Linked DNA regions of Homo sapiens: region 1 is linked to region 2. A link is a loop called in an ENCODE intact Hi-C map of the cell type or tissue named here. Cell type or tissue: CD14-positive monocyte. All regions are shown on one strand.

Region 1 (8,000 bases), 110 kb before region 2:
TTGTAGAGATGCGATCTCACTATGTTGACCAGGCTGGTCTGAAACCCCTGGGCTCAAGCAATCCGTTCACCTCTGCTTCCCAAAGTGCTGGGATTACAGGCATGAGCCACCATGCCTGGCTGGCCACTTTGACCAGCGCTATCGAGGAGCTCCCCTGCCCACTGGCCTCCACAGAGCTTGAGTGGAATAGGATGTGCCCCACCCAGTCATCCGAGACTTGTCGGTCAGACTCCTTAAGTGAGGCTTCTTTTAAAAGTGGAGGGTGTCACACTAGAGTCCCAGAAAGTCCAGTAAAAAATGTTTCCAGAAGTAAATGATGACTCTAGTGTTGAGCCATGACCTTCCCTTTCACTCTTACCCACTGTGGCTACACTCAAATTCTTAAGCTTTATCAGATTTGTCTCCGGAATTGCTTCCTGCCGGAGAGTTCATGGTCTCGTTGACTTCGAGAATGGAGCCACGGCCCTTCACGGTGAGTGTTACAGCTCTTAAAGATGGCACAAGTGAGCGGTAGCAAGGTTTATTGTGAAGAGGGAAAGGACAAAGTTTCCACAACACGGAAAGAGACCCGAGCCAGTTGCGGCTGCTGGTTGGGATAGCCAACTTTTATTCCCTTATTTGTCCCCGCCCATGTTCCATTTCTGTCCTATCAGAGTGCCTTTTTTCAGTCCTCCCCACGAATGGCTACTTTCAGAATCCTGCTGATTGGTCCGTTTTACAGAGTGCTGATTGGTGCATTTTACAGAGCGCTGATTGGTGCATTTTACAATCCTCTTGTAAGACAGGAAAGTTCCCCAAGGGATGTCCAGCTGGCTTCACCTCTCAGAATTATTATTTTAAAATTCAGATTCCTAGATGCAAATATTCAAAAGGCGTCTCAGGTATGGCCAGAAATCTGCATGATTTACTGGCACTCTGTGATTCCTAGAAGCATTGCTTTAGGCCTTCCCAGACCTACGAAACCTTTAAGAAATTCCTTTTCATGGAGCAAGATTCTTTAGAACCCAGAAGCATATTAGAGCCTCACACATTCTCACACATGCCACACTGGAGAAGCCAGACATGAAAAAGTGAACCCTGCTCAATACCATTTCTACAAAGTTCTAGAACAGGCAAAATTACAGGGATAAGATCCAGTGGCTGCCTGGGAAGGGGCACAGAGAGAACTTTCTGGAAAGACGGAAACATTCTGTATCTTAATTTGGTGATAGATATTACTAGTATATGCTTTTGTCAAAAGTCATTGATGTGTACACTTGAAGTGACTTTTCTTGTACGTAAATATACCTCAATGAAATCATTTTGAAAAGCTATCACATCACAGAAAATAAAATTGATGTTTCAGATTTTTTTTAAAAATCGTGTGTACATGGCACCACTTATGATTACATCTATGAGTGCATGTGTAAGACTCACTGCCTCATTTATGCATGAGGTATTGAGTGCTCACTGGCCAGAAACAAGCCAGTATTTTATTTGTATATTACTTATGTTCTTGCTTTATGCAAGAAATATGACTAGGCTCAGGCCTTTGTGCAGGGAGCTCAGGGAATGAGCAGCACAGGGAACGGCCCTGCTTTCAGGGAACTCGGTTTTTAGGAGATTCCTGCATGTTTGGTGCACCCTCACCTCACCTTAGACTTCTCTGGGTGGAGATACACACACATAGACACACACACATACACGCGTGCACACACACACACTCTCCTCAGCAAGAAGGAAACACAATGACTAAACATAAGCCCCAAAAGAGGAAACTCCAGAGGGAGTGAAGCTGTGGGCTTTGACCTCAGAGATCAGTTGTGCTCTGAATGTGTGTGGCCTGAGAACCTTTGGCAATATGTCCCCCAAGGCACCTGTGCATTCTCGAAGGCCCCCAACAGAAATCCCTGCAGACTGCCAAAAACCCTGGATTCTAGCCCGTTTTGCCAATTGATTCACAGGGTCACATGGGACAATCATAATCCCTCTTGGGGTCTCAGTTTACCCATCTGTAAAGTGTTGGACTGGATGAGAAATTACTAATTATGATTTGGCTCAAGATCCTATTCTTCAAATGAAATCCCTTACAGAACCCCAATATAAATGGAGGGCATCTATGACTGCAAATGGGGTTCAGGGGCCCATGCTCCTTGTGTCCTCCTTGTCTGCTTTGAGGACTCTTAACGCTCTTGATAATTGTTTTAAGACTACTTGTCCTACTGAAACTGACTTCATGGGAACTCTCCATGACTCCAAATGACCCGACCCCAGTCACCATGACCTCAGAGTGACTCCATTAACCTAAGACTACACATAACCTCACTCAGGGAACCCCAGTGAGAAATAATTCTGTTAGATGCCCTCAAAAGGGCCCAAATTTCCTCTGAGAACTGCCTGCCTGACCACTCAACTGCCGGGCCACACCACAGCCCTGTCTACCTAGGGAAGCTCTTACCTCCAATCCTGCCTTCCCTGTGAATTTGGAAACACCTAGAAGTCAATTCCAAATGGAACTGGCTTATCCTAGGAAGTCCACTCCTAACCTCAGATGATGGAGGCTCCTTTGCTCTGGCATCCCTCCTCCTTCCTAAGACCCTGACAGGGGAAAGGTCATCATCCTTGTCACTCCAGAGTGCTTAGGAAGGTGCGCCAGACACTGCGTTATGCACTTCACGTGGATCACCACCCTACGAGGTGGGCCTTATTGTTAACCCGTGTTAGGATTCTTGTATTGCTATAAAAAAATACTTGAGACTGAGTAATTTATTATTAAAAAGGTTTAATTGGCTTATGGTTCTGCAGGATGTACAGGAAGCATGGTGCTGGCATCTGCTCAGCTTCCAGGGAGGCCTCAGGAAGCTTATGACCATGGCAAAAGGTGAAGGGGGATCAGGCATGTCACATGGTGAAAGCAGGAGCAAGAAGGGGGCAGGGGGAGGTGCCACACAATTTTAAATGACCGTATCTTGCAATAATTCACCATCAAGAAAACAGCACCAAGCCATGAAATACCCGTCCCCATGATCCAAACACCTCGTAGCAGGCCCCACCTCCAGCACTGGGGATTACAGTTCAACATGAGATTTGGCTGGGGACAAATATTCAAACTATATCGCCTCCTTATGCAGCTGAGGGAAACAGACTTGGGGTCACTAAGGGGAGGAGCTGGGATTCAGGGTGGAGCCAGTGCTCATGGCATAGGCTATGGGTGCTAAGGTCGTTTGTCTGAGCCTCATCTCTAAGGCAGGGAGGACAAGTTGCCAGCACGATGACATGAAACCATCCACATGAACGTCCTGAGCATGGCATCTGCCACGGCGAGCTCAGTAAAGATCAGCTCCAAGTCACAGACCCCTCTTCCAGAAACCAGGTACCAGTCTTCCATAGAAAATAGGATTTATTTTCACATTTAAGGTGAACACAAATCCATGTTCCAGAAATGTTTTATGCATAACACATCATGAGTAGATTGAATTTCTTTAACACACAGAAAAATCAAAGCCTACCAGGAAATGCTTCCCTCCGGAGCACAGGAGCTTACAGGCCACTTCTGTTAGCAACACAGGAATTCACATTGTCTAGGCACAGCTCAAGTGAGGTTTGTTCCCAGGTTCAACTGCTCCTACCCCCATGGGCCCTCCTCAAAAACGACAGCAGCAAACCAACAGGCTTCACAGTAACCAGGAGGAAAGATCTCAGCGGGGGAACCTTCACAAAAGCCCTGAGTTGTGTTTCAAAAGCCAAGCTCTGGGGTCTGTGGCCTGTGTCACCAACTCAGGTCACACCACAGCACGGGGAAGTTAGTGTTGCAGTTTCACTTCTAGTCAATCTTGTTAATTAAATTATCCCAATTAGGAAGACAATATTAAACAGGTATTAGAGTCCTTTTGCAAAACTGACTGTCCCCCTTGGTCAAGGAAAAGACTTTCACTTGGATGGCAACCCATCACCATCACCATGTCCAAGGCACAGATGAATCTGGGCTGGGCAATCACAGGCAATGCTTGACAAGGGGTGGGTGACATCATGTCCACAAAGATGCCCAGAAATGAGGTCGTGAGGAAGGGTGGGTATTAGGAAGCAATGTGGTGGGTCCTGGCCGAGGTCTAACATCCCTAGCAGCCTTCCTCAGGCACACTGTGACAGTGGAGTGGGCACACGTATCGTTTCAGGCACCTTGGCTGACAGCCCAACGCGGCCACCTGGGTGCATGGACATTTGCAGCTGCCACCATGCCAGCACCCTGGCCACAGATTAGCTCAACTGGCCACAGTCTGTGATGACAATCTTCTTGGATGTCCTCCCACTCTTAGAGCCGAAAGATTCTATTTTCTTCACGACGTCCATGCCCTCTTTGACGTGACCGAACACAACATGCTTGCCATCCAACCTGTGAGGACGGGTGACCCGGGTGAGCAACAGTGTAGCGCAATGTCATCCAATGCCATGGACCTGGTCATGGAATTAGTTACCGAAAACAGCAATTCTGAAAAGAATCCCCATGGAATAGCTAGATCTACCCCCAAAGCTCGATCAAGCCTTGTTGAGCGCCCCAAATACACCCCAGAGGATGCCTGGCTTCCAGGACACATTCTGTCACTCATGTTGTGACCTTGCCTCAGGCCATGTAGCCTGAATCCTGGTAACCCCATCTATCAAAAGTGGAGTATTCTTTGTTCTGCATGGGGAGGTAACAGGATACTGAAATGCTCTGAAGAAAGAAGAAGTCCATACAAATGGAACCACGTTAACGGTCATGAATGATGAGTCAAGAGTCAAAGGAACAAGGGTGGTGAAACTGCAGGAGTCCTGGGCAGCTCTCAACCCGAGAGAGTCCAATAATGTAAAAGGCGGCTCAGTCCAGCTCCAGCGAAGCTGGCGTGGTTCCAGCCAAGAGCAGAACTGCAGGATCCACTGGGGTCCCATGAAGGAGCAAAGAGCAGGCTGAGCCAGCAAGGACCTGCCCAGCCCTGCCGGCCACATCTCTTGGGCTTGGAGGCTGGACACTTCTAGTGTCTGCCCCACCTAGGTCTCCCTAAAATCCTCGGAAATGGGCTTTACCAAGTCAGCTCCCAGCCAGTTCATCCCCAGGTGCCCCAGGGCTAGGACATTTGGGACTCTGGCCAGAGAAATTTATCCCTTAGAGGAAAATGTACCAGGAAAGAGACATCCCTAAAATCCATGGGCATTGAAAACAGGGCCCTTACAGGCCTGTGGCTATCTGCAGGTTTATGATAATACAGAGGCTTCATTTGGAAATTTGCTGATATCCAAATGTCTGCTGCAGCATTGCCAAGGCTCAGCCCATGGTCAAGACAAGCCTGGGAAACTCCAGGTTAAAACCACACAAGTGGGCTTCTACTCAGTCCCTCCTGAGGCCTCATAATATGTTTTGCAACATTTCCCAAATGTATCTGGTAGAGAAACCCTTTCGTGTGTGCGTGTGAGCAGAACACACTCAGAAAATTCCAGGTGACAGCAACAATGGGAACCCGAACCATGACAGAGTTGCAGGAACAACCCCAATTCTCCCTTGATCCTTCCACTAACTTTCTCTTTCTCATACAAACACACAGCCTGGGAGAGGGCCACTGTCCCAGAGCAGAAGGCCTGGCTGTAAACTGCCTGCCCCTAAAAGTGCACGAATCCTCCTCCAGCTGCAAGGCTGCCCGCATTCCCAGAGGGCCTGGGGCAGGGAACTCACCAGTCTGTCTTTATGGTGCAGATGAAGAACTGGGAGCCGTTGGTGTTAGGACCAGCATTAGCCATGGACAGGACACCTGCAAAAACCAGCAGGGCTGAGCCACGCTGCCCCTGGAGGCACCTGCCTGGGAGGGCATTTGAAAGGGCAGACGGTGCAAACCACACCAGGGACATTCGAGTCTGCAGATCCTGGGACCCAGAAGAGGAGAACCAGGGCCCGATACCAGCCCCCCAGGGTATGCCTGCCTTTGCTGCCTGCTAGTTCTCAGTGGGGTGGCCTGAGAGGACAGGGCCTTGTGGAAGCTCTCAGTGGTAGAGCTGGGGCGGGACCTGGGGCAGGACCCCAGGACCTGACCTCCAGACATCTCCACATTCTACCTTGGGTCTTATAGGTGACACGATGCTGCCACAATAACCACTCTGGCTTCCAAACCATTTGCTTTTTATCTAAGCAAGATTTTAAATAATCCTCAAAGGACCTAAGGACCATTCTGCAACAATTCTAAGTGTCCTAGAATTTCCAACCCGAAACTCAGAGGACAAACAGGGAGGTGGCCAGGGCCTCCATTCTGCTTAAAGGTTCTTCCACAAAGTTCCCAAAGGAAACCCTGCTTTTTAAACTGAGAGATGAGAAAACTCTAGGGAAACTCAACAAGCCAGAAATGCTGAGACAGCCTACAGTGTCGCAGGGAGGAAGGAGACTCATCAGATACTGGACGGTGACTGCATGTGGCCTCTCAGGGCCTGCTGGGGCTTCCAGGCCAGGTCAGAGCTGTGGGGACACTCACCCTAGAGGAGGCCCCCACTCACCTGGCCCCACGTGCTTCAGTGTAAAGTTCTCGTCAGGAAAGCGGCTTCCGTAGATGGACTTCCCGCCTGTGCCATTGTGGTTGGTGAAGTCGCCCGCCTGTGAGCACAAAGCACCTTCTGAGTGGCTACCATGGAGCAGGCGGGGGCCACGGCCCTGGCGCTGGCAGCAGCCTCAGCCCACCCAAGCCCACCCAGTTGGCGCCCCTCAGGTAAAGGGGTCAATAAACATCCAATAAAATAAGAGCTAATAATAAGAATAATAAGCAAAAAAAAAAAAGACAAAACTTAAATATCTTTTGTCACCGTAACTACCTTTGTTTCCAAATGACTTACTTTTTGTCTGAGCAAATTTTTAAGTAATCTTCAAAAGACCTAAAGGCCATTCTGAGATGATACTTAGTGACCCAGAATTTAACCCACTCCTCCTGGAGGGCAACAAGGAAGAGGCCAGAGGCCCCCCAGTTCCCGAGTCTAGTCTGTGGGAGTACCAGCAGCTGGTCCAGACCAGCTCCCCAGGCCGAGTCCCCTCACTGTCCGCGCACTGCCCCTTACCCAGCCCAGCAGCTTTCCCAACCCTTGCAGACCCAGGACAGAGTCTGCCCAAGGCTGACATCTTTCCTCAGGCCTCAGCTAAGGCCCAGGCAGCCGTGGCCAAACCTGCATGGGGCACCCATGGCCAGAAGAGCCTGGTAGCAGCCCCTATGCCTAGCGCTGCCCAGCCCAGGCCATGGCTGGCTGCTGTTTTCCTGAGATGGGATCCGTGGGTAAGAGAGGGGAACTGACCAGCCCAGCTGAAGCATCCACAGGTGTCAATTAGGTGCTCCCTAATTGATATCCCTCCCAACGGATGACTCAGGACTCTGGTCTGGACTCCCGGTGCCACCGCCTTGTGCCAGGGAGCCCTCCCGCGCTGGAGTTCCCACCCTGGCTCAGGACTTCCACCTCAGCTCCTACTTTACCATCAGCCTTAGGGCTGGGCCAGGCCTGCCGTCCCTGTGTTCACCCCGTATCCAGGCTTCGCCGCACATAGACGTCCAGTCCCAACCCGCTGCCACTTACCACGGTACGATGACGGCCACTGGGTCAGGGTGGAGGGAATGGGGAGAGAATTCCAGGCAGGAAGGTCTTCAAAGAGGTCATGACAGCCATGCCCCTGCCTCCAGGCTCTGCCTGCCCAGGACACCCAATCCCTGATCTTGAAGGTCTGTGCTAATAGAAGACCAGCCCCAACACCACCTGGGTCCTGACCCACAGGAAGCTCCTGCTACAACACCTACCCCCAAACCTCTGACACAGCAATACCAATGCTTGTGAAAACTGAGCATGACACATGACCGAAAAACATTCATTTCACCGAGAATAATGCCTTTCTCTGGGAAGGGAAGCCCCAAGTCCTGGCGTGTGTGTTCCTGCCCTGGACCTGTCTTCCTCCTCCGCCTCCTCCACTTCTCTCTCTCCCTCTCTTATCTCCCACACCAGTGCTCAGGGGCACACAGGGGACAAGG
Region 2 (8,000 bases):
GCATACGGTGATGAGAAACACGTGGTCCCTGCCTTCAGGGAGCCCACTGGCATCAAGGTCTTGCTCCTGTTGGAGCCAGGCCTGGCCTCCTACATCCCCAACTGGATGATCTCGGGCACATCAGTTTTCCCATCTGAAACTGGGGCTCAAAAGTCCCTGAGCGCACAGGCTGTGATGAGAATCAAGAGGCATGAGAGAGGCACAGGGGCTCTGAGCCAGGGGAGGGCTGTGCAGGGCAGTGGAGGCAGCCTTATGTAGCGAGGTGTAAACTCTGTGCAGGCTGCGCTTCCGGTAAAGACCTAGATTCTCACCAAAGCATCGCCGTTTGGTGGTTTCTCACTAAGGAAGTTCAGGATAAAAATAGCTCAGAAGGGGACTTGAATCCAGCTAGTTGGAGGGTAGTCACTGCCTGGCTTATACACAAAAAAAGGGGAAAGGCTTGTTAGGAGCCACGTGGACTCCAAGAGTCACCCTTCCACGCAACCCCTGGGACAGGGCCTTTCCTCCATAGCAGATGGGAGATAAGCTTCAGGCCCAGAGCCCCATAACTGGGGGAGCCGGAGCCCCCACGTAACATCTGGGGTCACCCTGACTTCAGGATGGCACGGCCTTTTCACCCCAACTCACTCCTCAGCCAGATTTCTGACTCTCAGCCTGATTTCTCTCCTCAGCCCAATTTCTGTGGCCACTCTCAAAGATGGGCCAATGAGAAGCACACTGGCACCAACTCCATGCCACCTGCCACACAAAGCCTTCCTGCTGGAAGAGCCATCAGCCCTGCTCAACACTCATCTGGCAGTCTCGCCTGATGGTCAAGGGCGAAGGGACTGGGTCCCCACTGCAGGAATGACAGTCTCCTGAAACCCGTCTAAAGAAGTGCCAGCTGACCTCTCCTAGTTTCCCCCCAGAGGGCTTCTCGACCCAGGAACTGGTACCTATCTGGTGCCCACCGCACCATGGCTTGGCTTCGAAGACACCAATACCAAAACCACATGCTCAGGACCCCAGGCAGCCTCCTCTTAGTCCCTATCAAGGGGCTCTTTCTCCAAGGTCTTGTACAAGGTCCTCACAACCAGGCATCTCCTGAAAGGCTGCTTCCTGCCCTCTGGTGCAAATCCACCTCTCTCCTCTAGCCAGCTTGCCAGCAAACACTTGTCAGAAGTCTATTCGGCACCCACCACCTTTGCGAAGGGCACCCTGCCGCAATGGTGGCATCACCAGTGCCCGTGGGGTCTCTACGCGCTGGAGGCATCAGGGCTGCATTCTGACAAAGGAGCAGCTTGAAGTCGAGGACCCTCAGGCGCTGCCTCCGAAGGCATCCTGGCCGATTCTTATTTTTGCAGCGTGAGCCGACTGAGCACAGAGCCTCGTAAAATGTCTGCTGGAGAGCCAACACTTCACCTTCAGGGACCTGGGTGGGGGCGCACTCTGCCCCGTGGCCCCAAAGAGAAATGAAGGCCCCGTCTGTGGGCACACAAAACCGGCCCGGTGCACGCCGGTGCCACTCTCGCGGCCAAGCCTGGGGCTGACACCATGCAGCACACGGCGCTACCCACAATGCACCGGCCCTCCTCTGTCACACACAGGCACGCACACTCACCCCCGCGCCCGGAGGGAGCCCAGGGCCCGGCCCGTGGGCGCCCAGGCGCCGACCCCTCCGACCCCGCACTTACCTAGAAGTTGCACCGGTCGCGATCCCGCCCTGGCGCCCTCGGGGGCTTGGGGCCCGGCCGGCGGCGGCCGCGGCGAGCGACTCCGGGTAGGATTCAGCCAGCGCCGAACAAAGGCTGCGCGCAGGCAGCGGGCGCCGCCTGCATCCCCGCTCCGCGCCCCGGCGGCGGCGGCGGCGCGGGGGCCCGGGCGGGTCCGGCGCCCGCTCGCTCCGCGCTGCCCGCTCCGAGGGCGCTCCGGCTCCCGCGCTCCCGCTCGCTGCTGCCCGCCACCGCCGCCGCCGTCCGGCTACCGCACCGCACACATCAATTATTCATCGCCCGTCTCCAGCTTCCCGGGCGAAGCCAATCATAGGCGGAGGCTCCGCTAATGGGGCCGCCGCCGCCGCCGCCGAGGAGGCAGCCAGCCGCGCGCCCGGGCGCAAGCGACAGCTCTCCAGGGACGGGGATGGGCCGGGGGCGCGCGGGGGGCGGGGGCGCACGGGGCGCGCCGGAGAAACTTCCCACGGCCCGCGCTCTGCGCCGCGCTCGCGGACCCTGCGGGCGTGACCACCCACCCTGCGTGTGCCCGCGTGGGGCTGGGGGCTCCGGGGGAGGCCAGGCCAGCCGCGGCGGGGGGAGGGGAGGGAGGAGGAGGAGGAGCGCGGGAGGAAGATGAAAGGCGAGCAGACCTGCCTTGGCGTCTCCAGGGAGCCCCGGCTCGCGCGCGCCCTCCCCGCCCCGCGAGCCTCGCCGTCCGCACCCCGCCCCCCAGCCCGCCGCCCGCACTCACTCGCGCGCGCAGACCGTCAGCCCAGCCACTTCGCTGCGAGGGAGCGCGAGCGAGTATGAATCGGAGGCAGCTCACATTTCAAACTTGCACGCAGGGGTGGTGCTGGTGCACGCCGCTGCCGAGCGAACGCACGACCCGACGAGCAGCACTCCAGCCTCCGGGCGGGGGCGGCGACGAGGCCCCTTTCCTTCCCCCGCCCAGGCAATTAATTGGAAGCAACACTTGTGCGAGTGGGGCTCCCGGAGCGCTGTCGCCCGAGGAGGCCGCCGGGAAGGCGCTGGCGGTGGATGACTTCGGGTGTCTCCCGCCCCCCAGCGAATCCTCCCAAGTGGGCATGCTAATGAGGGTCCACGGCGGGGAGGGGGTGGAGGAGGGAGCTGAACTGGAGGGGGCCTCGGCCGGGGGGAGGGGAGGGGAGGGGAGGGGAGGGCGGGGCTAGGCATCCAGATTAAATCTCGGTTTAAAGGATTTTCGGAACGGGCTACGGGGTGGAGAAGGTAGGCGGCCCGGCATCTTACTTCCCTGACCCTGGGTGCCCTGGCACCCCCGGGATTCCCCGAGCGAGGGGCCCAGGACAGGGTGAACACGCGCACGTACGCTCCCGCTCCCCGACTTCGGGGAGTTCCTGTGACCAGGAGCTGGCGGCAGGAGGGAAGCCGGGGGCGGCTGCGCGCGGCCCTGCCCCGCCCCGGGAGCTGCTGCCTTCCTGACATTGCATCCTGTGGTGGCCGAGGCCTCTTCCTTCCAGCCAGTCTGTCGCAAGGGCTCCGGGCTTTCAGCGCTTGCTCACCCCCCACCTCTCTGCCCCTTAGACACCCCTGGAAGCCCACCTGCTGTCCCACCTCCAGAGATCTTCGCCCCTTCCTCTTTCGTGGGCACTCCCTGTCATCATTACCCCCTCGGGAGAAACTGTATTTTATAGCTCCCTCCCCCAGCCCCACCCACCTGCCTGTGAAAGTTGCTTGTGTGGTGACCTAACTGCCCCAAACACTTAGGAAGGTAAGTGAGTCCCCATCATTCATCCCCAAAGAAGGGCAGCCATGACTGTCTTTAAAATCTCCTCTGTATTGGACTGCCGTGCCCTGCTGCCCTGGCCAACACCGGGAGCTGACCAGGTTCACTGGCCTTTGAGGTGACATCTCCTGACTCCATCCCCTCTTCTCAGCCTCAGCCTCTGGCTGGCCCCTAAACCTTCCTGCCGGCCCTGGAAGTTGCTGGGACAAATCACTTATCTAGAAATAATGTTCTTGCTCCTTGTTTGACATAAATCGTTAGCAGGCTCTAATCCCACCCACTGCCACTTGAAATATCGCTTTCAGGATGGCATTTGAAAATGCAGTTGTCATGGGCTTTCCCTCCGAGAAGCTGGTTAAATGGATTAATTCGTACTTCATAACTTGAGCCTTTTGGACACGAACTAGCTTCCTGCAAGAGAAATTAATTGGCATCCCCTTACTGGCAGGCCAACCCCAGGGCAGCCAGGGGAAGGACTTCCCTTCAGCTTTGCACAAATTCCAGGCTCTGCTTATCCTCACCTCCATCTCATCTCCTTGTAGGTTATTATGGCTTCTTTGGGGACAGTCATTTACTCACTGAGACATTCACTGGGGCCCTGCCCTCCCAAGCAGCACCGCAGGCAGGGGTCCAGTGAAGACTCGCCCATCTCCCCACTGCAGATCCTCCAGATGACTGACCTACTCTAAAGCCCACTGCTCAGCAAATGACACCCAGAAAACAGATGTGGTGGGACAATATGGCTCACGTGTTCCAAGAGAACACTGAGATGGATGTACCTAAGATCTGGTTTCTACTGTTAATCTGGTTTTTAACAATGTCAACACTTGGACCTCCATTATCCAGAATCCAAAGAGCCACTATCTGAAATAACCAGAACACAAACCCTTCCCCATTCTGTGCAATGGCAGTTCACTATTCTAATCTGATCCTTAGTGCTTTCTGAGCCACCAAAGACCCGCATGTTTGGGACTTCCAAATTCATTTTTGAGATATCCTATATGTGTTGGTACCATGTGGCCAGCCCCAGGAGCTGAGTTCAGCAAAACCACTTTGGTAGGTTGAGCCAGAATTTGGACTGGAATTGAGCAGAGGTTTATACCAGAGGGGGACAGACCTGGTGGCATTGCCCAGGAAACTTCAATAAAGACAACCTGCCAGTCTCCCTACCCCATCTCCCTGTTCTCCCAGGTACCCACTCTGGTAAGTCATAGGGTGGGGCTGGAGAAGAGAATTAATATACGCTCCTCCGGCTTGAGACCAGAGATTTTAGACTTTCCCCAGGTAAGCAAAAAAAAAAAAAAAAAAAAAAAAAAAGATAAATACTCTTCACTAGATTTACGTAATTAGGAAAACAAATTGTTTTCAAGCATCCATTCACCAGACTGCACGGGAGGCCTTCAGGCCAAAGCTGGGGTTTTCAGATGCTAATTTCAAGGCTCTCTCTGGCCCACTTGGTTAGCAAACTCTTTCTAGTTACACGCCTCCGGTCTACAGAAATACGGGCACTCCAACCAGTCTCTGCTTCAGAGGGCCTTCTCCACTTGTTCCGAGTTCCAACTCCACTTCTCCAACTTCCAAAGATTTGCTCAAAAGCCTGGGGCCCAAAGCAGCCCGCTCCACCCCCTTGATAAGGATCTACAGCAAAGAGGCCGCAGACAAAGGCGCTCTCCACCTCAGCTCACAGGCACTTGGTGAGCTCTCTGAGTGACCTCGGCAAGGGGGGCATAGCCCCAGGGGAATGACTTGGGAGAGAGAAGAAAGGAAGAAGAAAGGGCGAGCTGCAGCCCCCGCGCTGCGGCTCCTTGATGAATGCCCGCCAGCGCTTGGGAGGCCTGACGCGAGGATCAATAGCGGGTGGCTTTTCTCGCGGGTGTTTGAACTCCTCCTGCCGTGGGCCCTGGCGAGGAGGAGCCGCCGATAAATCACGGCGCTGCAGCCGGGAAGGCAGTGGTGGCTTGCTCGGGAGAGCAAGGGGAGGGAGGATGCTTTACCCAGCTGGAGGAGCCTGCCATGCGGAGCCTGCCTCTGCAAGACCAACTGGGTGGGGTTGGGGTGGGGGCGGGTGGGGACCCTTCCAGTCAAGCTGGGGGCGCAGACAGGGGCCTTCTCCAGGGCTCCCCTGTTTACCCACAGAGGGATGGGCTTCCTGGATCCTGTCCCAGCATTACCCAGTAAAAAGAATCAAGCCACCTAGGATGTAGGTCACCCAGGGGTCAAAGTGGTTCTGGGCTGGGTCACCTCCTGTATAAGGCTTTGCATAGTGGGAGGCCTGGGGGCTGAGAGGCCACTAGCAAGGAAAGACAAGCATACAAAAGCCAGGCTCCCTCTGACCGCTTAGAGGGAGAACAATGAAGCCAGGGACGGCTCTGCTGGGTGCTGGGTTCTGAGACACAGAGCTCTTCTTCAGGCAGGGTCTGCTGATTCAGCAGGGCTGAGCAAGGATCCTATGACTCGGAGATGTCACCCATGCGGGCGTAGGCGCTCAGAGGGAGGGTGAGGTGGACAAGGAGGCCCCAGCCACGTGTCCACGTGAGAGTGACAGGCATGAGCTCAGGCCCTGGGAGCTGCCTGGGCCATCCACCTTCACATCCCTGGTCCTTCTCAGGACACGTGGGAGTGTAGAGCATAGAGTGGGCATTCAACAAATGGATGCACACATACCGGGGACCTGGCATGGAGCAGCTATCACACAGCCAGCTCAGTTGCCCAAGGAAGGCTCAAACAGCAGCCCTGGGGCATGAGACAACTCAGGGGCTCTGCCTCCAGAGACCCCTTCCTGGGGCTTCTGCCAACCTCTGAGGGGTCAGGGCATAAACTCTCATGTGTCTTTATGACACTGTTCTCTCTGTCCCCACTCCCTTTCCCCCCTCATCCTGGTCAACCTCCTCAGGTCTTCACTTAGTCTTTAAGATGAAAGGGACAGTTGCGGTTGAGCTCCTGGCCAATGCAGGCATCCCCACCAGACCTCAGAACCCCTCCTGTGTCCACACACGGGGTCACAGAGCTAGGGGCCCAAGCAGGATCCTGGCCTCTGCTCTCCTGGTGTAATAAGCAGCTCATGGTTACTGAGAGCTTGCTGGTTGGCAGGCACACTTCCAGGCATTTTCCAAGTATTAACAATCCTCACCACCAGACCTTTCTGACAGGAGCTATTTCCACTGTACAGAAACTAAAACAGAGGCGCAGGGAGGTTTAGACAATTTGCCCAAGGGTTTAAATGACTTGGCAATCCAGTTCAAAAGTATGCATTGATAACCATCACATATTCCCAAGGTGGGAGTCTAGGATCCAGAGAAGGAAGGTGACCTCCAGGTCACACAGTCAATTAGAGCTGTGATGAGAGCTCATGCCCCCAACTCCGTTTTATATTCTTTCCCTCATACCACATTACAAATACTGAAATAGTTCTTGCTTCATTGTGTTTCTTTTTAGAGTTTAGCATCTATGCATTTGTAAGCATTTGTGTGACATTTTGAGTTTGCTGGGGCTCCACCTGAGTGGGGGACAGGGACACGATGCACAGTGAGACCTCCATGCCTCTTAGCCTCCTGCCACTCTACCCCGCTCCCCTTCCTGGGCGTATCCTCCAGCAGGGCCACTCATCCTGGACCCAGGCTGCATTCCCAGAAGTCTGCATTTGGCTTCCACCCAAATCCTATAATCGTTTCATTTTGAAAACAATACCACCCGGTGCCCCACACCTCCACTCAGTACCTCCGAGAAGTTCTACAAGGGCAAGGTTACTGGGGTTCCAGGAAAGCATCCTGCCAGGCTAGAGGAGAAGAGAGGATTCTGAGGGGAGGGGGCACGTGAACCAGACACAAAATGATCATTCAGAGGAGCCTGCTCAGCTACCTGCTCAGCCCCAGGCTACCGAGCGGGGAGGGGGCAAGCGGGGAGCCGGTAGGGCTTGGGGCTGCCCCCAGGGCTAGGGCGGAGACAGGAAGGAACTGGCCATGCTCTCCTGGCTAACTGAGGCGCTGCAGAGGGAAGGGAGGAGCCTGGATTTGGAGGCTGAGGCTCAGGAAACAAGTTCTGACTAGCTGGTGGCCCTGACGAGCTGTTAGGCTTTCAGAGCCTCGACCTCCTCCTTTGTAAAACAAGGGTGAGACCACCTAACACCAGGTCCTAGGAAAGACCAATTGAGAAGCCATGGTGTTAGGGAGTGAACTGTGTCCCCACAAAAAATGTTGAACTCCTAACCCCCAGAACCTGTGAATGTGTCTTTATTTGGAAGGAAGTAGGGCCTTTGCAGATGACCACGTTAAGATGAGGTCATTAGGGTGGGCCCTAATCCATCAGAACTAGTGTCCTTATAAAAAGAAGTTTAGACACAGAGACATGCATGCAGGGACAATGCCACGTGAAGACTGAAGTTATGTTGCCACAAGCCAAGAAACTACCAGAAGCGAGGAGAGAACCTTGGAGAAGATCCTTCCCTAGAGCCTTCTGAGGGACCTTGGCCCTACTGACACCTTCCTCTGGGCTTTTAGGTCTCCAGAACTGTGAGACAGTGAATCGCTATTGTGTAAGCCACCCGC

The links. Peaks named below come from ENCODE experiments on the same cell type or tissue, not always from the same donor. Only the 100,000 strongest peaks of a DNase experiment are listed, where the experiment ranks them.
Region 1: it touches region 2 in a loop (2.5-fold over the local background); 17 of 110 quality-filtered maps call a loop at or near these places.

The regions. Positions count from the first base shown.
Region 1 is chr10:79,350,079-79,358,078 of GRCh38, reverse strand. It overlaps PPIF (peptidylprolyl isomerase F), which reads right to left. Exons shown (of 6, transcript NM_005729.4): 4 at 6,496-6,592; 5 at 5,687-5,762; 6 at 2,745-4,372. The coding sequence ends at 4,237. Among named protein-coding and RNA genes, the nearest start is that of PPIF, 6.6 kb to the right of the region's middle. RefSeq lists cis regulatory regions at 1,530-2,030, 3,490-3,990, 3,496-3,996, 3,499-3,999, 3,558-4,058 and 3 more and an enhancer at 5,859-6,359. In CD14-positive monocyte, no CTCF peak of the experiment used is centred here; DNase peaks (open chromatin) are centred at 1,738, 2,268, 4,788, 5,398 and 1 weaker place; H3K4me3 peaks cover 4,213 bases; H3K27ac peaks cover 6,137 bases.
Region 2 is chr10:79,237,412-79,245,411 of GRCh38, reverse strand. All of the region lies in intron 7 of ZMIZ1 (zinc finger MIZ-type containing 1), which reads right to left. Among named protein-coding and RNA genes, the nearest start is that of PPIF, 110 kb to the left of the region's middle. RefSeq lists enhancers at 26-155, 326-405, 2,617-3,568, 4,609-5,236, 5,237-5,865 and 1 more, cis regulatory regions at 182-682, 56-888, 1,280-1,780, 1,284-1,784, 2,180-2,680 and 3 more and silencers at 1,536-1,865, 2,256-2,545, 2,816-2,925, 2,976-3,115. In CD14-positive monocyte, no CTCF peak of the experiment used is centred here; DNase peaks (open chromatin) are centred at 411, 2,491, 3,081, 5,931 and 3 weaker places; H3K4me3 peaks cover 4,187 bases; H3K27ac peaks cover 6,977 bases.